2 separate regions of the Homo sapiens genome follow, and region 1 is linked to region 2. Evidence: chromatin loops called from intact Hi-C (ENCODE). Cell type or tissue: Calu3. All regions are shown on one strand. Each heading gives the region's core, and the rest is flanking DNA. Links, peaks and the distances in the headings are about the cores only.

Region 1 (2,826 bases), core at 18-2,517, 74 kb after region 2:
TAGTTAGCATCCATCAACTTCAAGGCAAGACCTTACAGCAGCTAAAAGATTACAACTCACTGAAGGCTCAGATGATCATTAGCATTTTTAGTATAAACAATTTTTAATTAAGATATATACATTGTTTTTTAGACATAACACTATTGTATTCACAGCAGTCTACAGTATAGTGTAAGCATAACTTTTATAGGGAGTGGGAAACCAAAACATTCATGTGATTTGCTTTATTTCAATATTCACTTTATGGCAGTGGCCTGGAAGTGAACCCGTGCATGTATAGTGGTGCCCGTATCAGAATCCCCAGTCAATTTCCACATCTAGGACACACTGAAATACATTCATCCTCACCCAGCTGCACCTACCCTATGAACCACTGCTCTAGTACCCATAGCCTTTCACTGATACCATCATCAGCTGTGGCCAGGATCCCGCTAATCAACCTGCCACTTCAGGTAACAGATAACCACATTTGAATTGCGCACAGCCTGTGACCCAGCAGGCCTACTTGAAGGAATTTATTCTACAGATATTTGCACAAGAAGGAAAGAACATGCAAGTGGCAATGTGAAATTTTACCACAGCTCATATAATGAAAAAGGAGGAAAACACACTAATGAACGGATTAAATTAATTCTGTTGAAACAATGAAATTCTAATTCAGCTGTTAAGAAAGGAATAGGTACATCTATATTTGTGGACATATTAGAGAGAAGATTAACTCAGCTCCTCACTGGTTTTGGCAGCCTCCGAACAGGCTTTTAGTCATCATTTTAGATAAAAGCTGAGCTGAGAAAAGGGATCTTGGAGTTGGGCCCATATGACACTTTCATAAGAACACTGAGAAGGTTTTGTTACATCAAAACCACAAGCTTTGTAGGAAAACTTCCTAGCCTGTATGGCAGAGCACACTGGGCTGACGCACATTTGCTACAGCTGTACCAAGATATTATTCCACTCAAAGTGGCCAGGGCAGGGCCCAGAGCCACCTGGACCTGTTGCTACCAGCGGTGAGCAGTCTCTTCTCTTCACTCCAGAGTGCTGCCCAAATATCAACATTTCCATGTGTGCCATACAGGTTTGGGAAGTGGTGAATGTCAGGAACTGCTTTTAAAACATCAAAGGTTACCTGGCACTGGTATCACTGCTTGTCTCAAAGGCAAATTTCCAAAGCAAAGGAAACAGATCATTGACTGTAACTAGAGCAACCTAAGCAAAAGAATAAAGATACCTTGGGCTATTTGAACCCTTTCCCCCTTATACCTTAAAGTCACTTTGAAATGCTAAGTGAAGGAAACCAGATACAAAAAATTGTATGATATATGACGCCGTTTATGTGGAATGTCCAGAAACGGCAAATCCATAGAAACAAAGTAGATTAGTGGTTGCCTGAGGCTGGGGCAGGAACACAGATTAAAGGCAAATGGGCATGAGGAATCTTTCGGGAATGATAGAAATGTTCTCAAATTGGATTGCGGTAATGGTTGCACAAGTCTGTAAATTTACTAAAAAATCAATGAATTGTAAACCTAAGATGGGTGATTTTTACAATATAGAAATTGCATCTCAATAAGATTCAAGAAATACTTGGAAGGAATATTAAACAACTTATAATTTTAGCCATATTACTTATACTTCTAAACAAAAGAAGTATATATAAGTTATAAACAAGTAGTGCATATTTATATGTTTTTTTAATTTTAAAAAATACTATATTTTAAAAAACAAAAAGAATGTATTTTCTCTTGAATAGGCACAGAAAAATGACTAGCAGGAAATATAAGGAATTTTGTTTTTAATGGGTGAGAATGGAGTTTCCTTGCCGGGAAATTTTGACTTCTTACTTTATGCTTTTTTTTTTTTTTTTTTTTTTACCATTAGATATTTTTATAGGCAAAAATTCCCTTTATTTAAAAATATATAAATTATCCTTAATGTCTGTGTTTTTCTTTTGATCTCAAATAGGCTTGTCACCAAAGTTCTCAGAACATATATTATTGATTAAATATTTCATGTCCAGAATAAAAAGGTAAAGTACTTGCTGATTCTGGAAAAAATGTTAAGGATCTAACACACTGTCCCTTGGCGAATGCACTGGGTGACATTCTGCAGAGTAGGTTTATGTTCTGCTTATAGTTTGGAAATAATTTAAGATCAGGGGTTGGCAAACCTGTTCTTAAGGAGCCAAATAATAAATATGGTTGTTTTCCCAGGCCAAATTGTCTCTGTCTAAACAACTCTGCTATTATAGCTTAAAAGCAGCCATGGAGAATATATTTTAAAATGGCTTGGCTGTGTTTGCCAACTCCTATATTAAGTGGTGAAATGAACAATTTTTTAAGATTTGCTTGAAAATATATTAGAAAAATATAACCAGCACATCCAGCCCATGACTTCACAACTATTATTACTTGGGAGGAAATTAAACTTATGTATGTTTTTAAAAGGCTGGAGATTTAAAGAAAAATATTAAGCAGGTTACAGAATAGATGGTCCATGGTATGACGAAAATAATAAAAGATATTTGCAAATGGCAAACATTTGGGAAAACTTCACTTGAACATAAATAACAGCTTCTTACTAACAATAAACCATGGGATGAGGAAAATCTCTCCACACTAGGTAATTCTTCCCAGTGACCCAATTCAGTATTTGAGACAATGCTCCTTGAAAGAAATATTAAAATGTAGATTAAAAATCCCCAAAGGGAAGGGTCCTTAATATTTGCTGGATTATGGAAGCTATGGACCTGCTCTGCAGAAAAAAAAATATGTACTGAAAAACTGTGCTCCCTGACACACATCCAAATTTAGAGACCTCAAAGTGGTA
Region 2 (2,826 bases), core at 238-2,737:
TTTTTTATAGAGACAGGGTCTTGCTATGTTGCTCAGGCTGGTCTTAAACTTGGAGTCCGGATTCTTAGAGGATTCCTTTTACAATTAGCTTAAGTCAGACTCTTTGTAATTTCCACTTAAATCTCTAGTACCACAAAAGAAAGCCCCAGAAAATGTCTTTTCCATCTTTGTTTTCATCTCCACCTTCACACTCCACTACAACCCAGTCTCTAGGACCAGATCTATGCTTAGTAGAGGGAATTCCGCAATTCACTCCATTCATAGTGTTACTGAAACACCCAGGGGTTCCATCTAGGTCTTGTTGCTCACCACACAGACAACCAATCACTGAGACAAAATGAGTATTGCCAAGGAAGAAGACTTTATTTGGATACTGCAGCCAAGGAGATGGGAGATCAGTCTCAAATCCATTTCTTCAACCAACTAGAATTAGGGGTTTATATAGCAGGGAAGAATGGCAATCACATGCAGGTTAACAGAAATTAGGGTGGGGTAAGGATATCATGAGGGATAAAGGGTCTGATTTCTCATTATCTGGATGTGGTGGTCTGGTGAGTTTCAGTTCCTTGATACCATCTGGGAGGCCTGAGGGCTGGTTTCCTCAAGAAGGAACTCAGATAAGACAAAGATAATTTTATCAAGTTTTAAGACTGGGAAAGTCCATTTCTATGTTTATTCAAAAAAAAACCCATAAACATCAGTTCTATGGGACAACTGGGCAGGTTTCAACAGGTCCGTGTCTCAAGTGAAAATGGGATGTTTTTCCTACTTCCTTGTTTCCTTCTTTTCCTCCATTGCTGTCCCTAGTTCTTAGTCACTGCCTGCTAGAACTCAGTCCCCACATTGTATTCCAGATGACTACTTCTACTTGAATTGAGGGTCCACAATTGACAACTGTCAGGAACCCCAATTCTCCTAAGAGTAGACCCTACTTAGTTTTGGTTTTACTTTCAGCATTCAAGTCCTGCCCCTGAACCCTAGGCCCACAGCAGATGTTCTGTTACTTCCAGGCAGACTTTCCTAATACCCACCATATGACTACCTGGCTGCAAATCCACATATCACCTTGTTGCCAGACATGTCTGTATTCATGCTGTGCCCATCTGCTGAGACACCCAGAAGGGAAGCAGGCTGTTGTAACAAGAGCAGTGATTTAGGTGTTAATTCTAATACAACAGTTTACTAACTGGAAATTTTCTAAAATCTCTTAGAGCTTTGGTTTTCTAAAGCGGTGATGATGGTGATGATAATAATTCCTCCCTCAAAGCTCTGTAATGAATAAATGAACATGATGTAGGCGTTCCAATATAACTAATGTGATCATCTTTATTTATAATTGCTGGACCTCCCTAATCAAAGCCAAAAGCTGCCACTTATCATGAGGTGCACTGGATTCTGTGACCTCATTGTCCTTTTTCTTCCTAAACCTCTGCTGCATGCTATTCAGTGTGCCCATTTATGGTTCTGGTCCCCTGTCTTTGAAGATGTGAGCTTTAAGCCAGGACTCAATAGCCTTGCTACTGAGTTAACCAAGAAACAAAAGAGACTATTGAGCAGGAAACGGTGGGTGTACACAGAAAGAGGTAGATGCTTAGAGGTATTCTTGGAATGCTAAAAAGGTAGAGTAATCGCTGAGGGTAAAGCTAAATGGGGGGTTGAGAAGGAGAAAATAGCAGGGAGTGGGAAGGGAGAACAAAGCAACTCTTATCCTCAATTATCCCGGCAGTTCTGGGCTTGGCTACATTAGCAAGATTCTTGTTTAGATCCTCATTTTGCTTTGGCTGTAGAGGCCTCTTCTGGTGGGATTTCAGGGTATTTTATAACCCATCATCCCACCCCTCTCTCCTGTGGTTTTAACTGATGTGGAGGAAGGGAACTATTTAGTGAAATTAGGTCCTTTCAATATAACACAGCTGCTTTTCTTCATAGAGATTTACTTTTGACAAGTAATTTATATTGCTTTCAATTACTATGGCATACTACTGGGGGCTAGGGGAGGAAGGAATTGGAGACAAGATTGCTTGGGAGTGTTTTAATGTAGTTTGTTGTAACAGGTGGCCTGAAGAACTGCTGATTTGAAGCTATGCCACAGCTGTGCTTAGCTGGCTTGACTGCTGCAGAAACCTAACTGAGCCTGGACCCGGGTTAACACAGGTGCACAGAGTGAACAGCTGTCTCTTTTTTTAATTAGGGGAAGGAAGTGAGCACAGATTTGAAAAATAATATTATAAGAACCAGAGTGCAAAGGGATGATTTACTTCCACTTCATTTTATTATTTGTTATAAATGGTTTATAAAAACACACTGAGTGAATTTAATAATGCCTCTTTGCAGGGTTTTCTCCAGCGTCGCTGACTAGTGCTTCTCATACTTTAATGTGCATACAAGTCACCTGGGGATCTTGTTAAAATGCAGCTTCTGATTGAGTAGGTTTGGAGTGAGCCAAAGATTCTGCATTTCTAACAGGCTCTAGGTAACACCAGGTCTGCTGTTTTGGGAGGACACACTGAGTAGAAGACTGTCAACTACACAGCACTTCAGAATACTAAATTTGTAAAAAAAACAAAGTTACACTGTCAAATGTTAGAAATGGTCTCTTAGTAGGGGATGAAAGTAAACTACCTACTGATGAGGTCTTAAAGGAAATTGAATGACTAAAAAAGTCATTAATATTAATTATTTTAAATTGCTCATTTGACCTCTTAGATTCTGATCTTACACCACAGGCTTAAAAGTACTCTTTACAATTGGTTGAGGGAGCCAAGATGGCCGAATAGGAACAGCTTCGGTCTACAGCTCCCAGCGTGAGCAATGCAGAAGACGGGT

Evidence for each region. A loop is a pair of places that touch in the nucleus more often than their neighbours do. Peaks named below come from ENCODE experiments on the same cell type or tissue, not always from the same donor. Only the 100,000 strongest peaks of a DNase experiment are listed, where the experiment ranks them.
Region 1: it touches region 2 in a loop (6-fold over the local background); 1 of 110 quality-filtered maps calls a loop at or near these places.

What each region holds. Positions count from the first base shown.
Region 1 is chr3:107,216,003-107,218,828 of GRCh38, forward strand. All of the region lies in intron 1 of LINC00882 (long intergenic non-protein coding RNA 882), which reads right to left. Among named protein-coding and RNA genes, the nearest start is that of LINC00882, 23 kb to the right of the region's middle. In Calu3, for the core only: no CTCF peak of the experiment used is centred there; DNase peaks (open chromatin) are centred at 1,029 and 1,389.
Region 2 is chr3:107,141,337-107,144,162 of GRCh38, forward strand. The region is part of intron 1 of LINC00882 (long intergenic non-protein coding RNA 882); the gene reads right to left. Among named protein-coding and RNA genes, the nearest start is that of LINC00882, 98 kb to the right of the region's middle. RefSeq lists an enhancer at 1,414-1,953. In Calu3, for the core only: no CTCF peak of the experiment used is centred there; no DNase peak of the experiment used is centred there.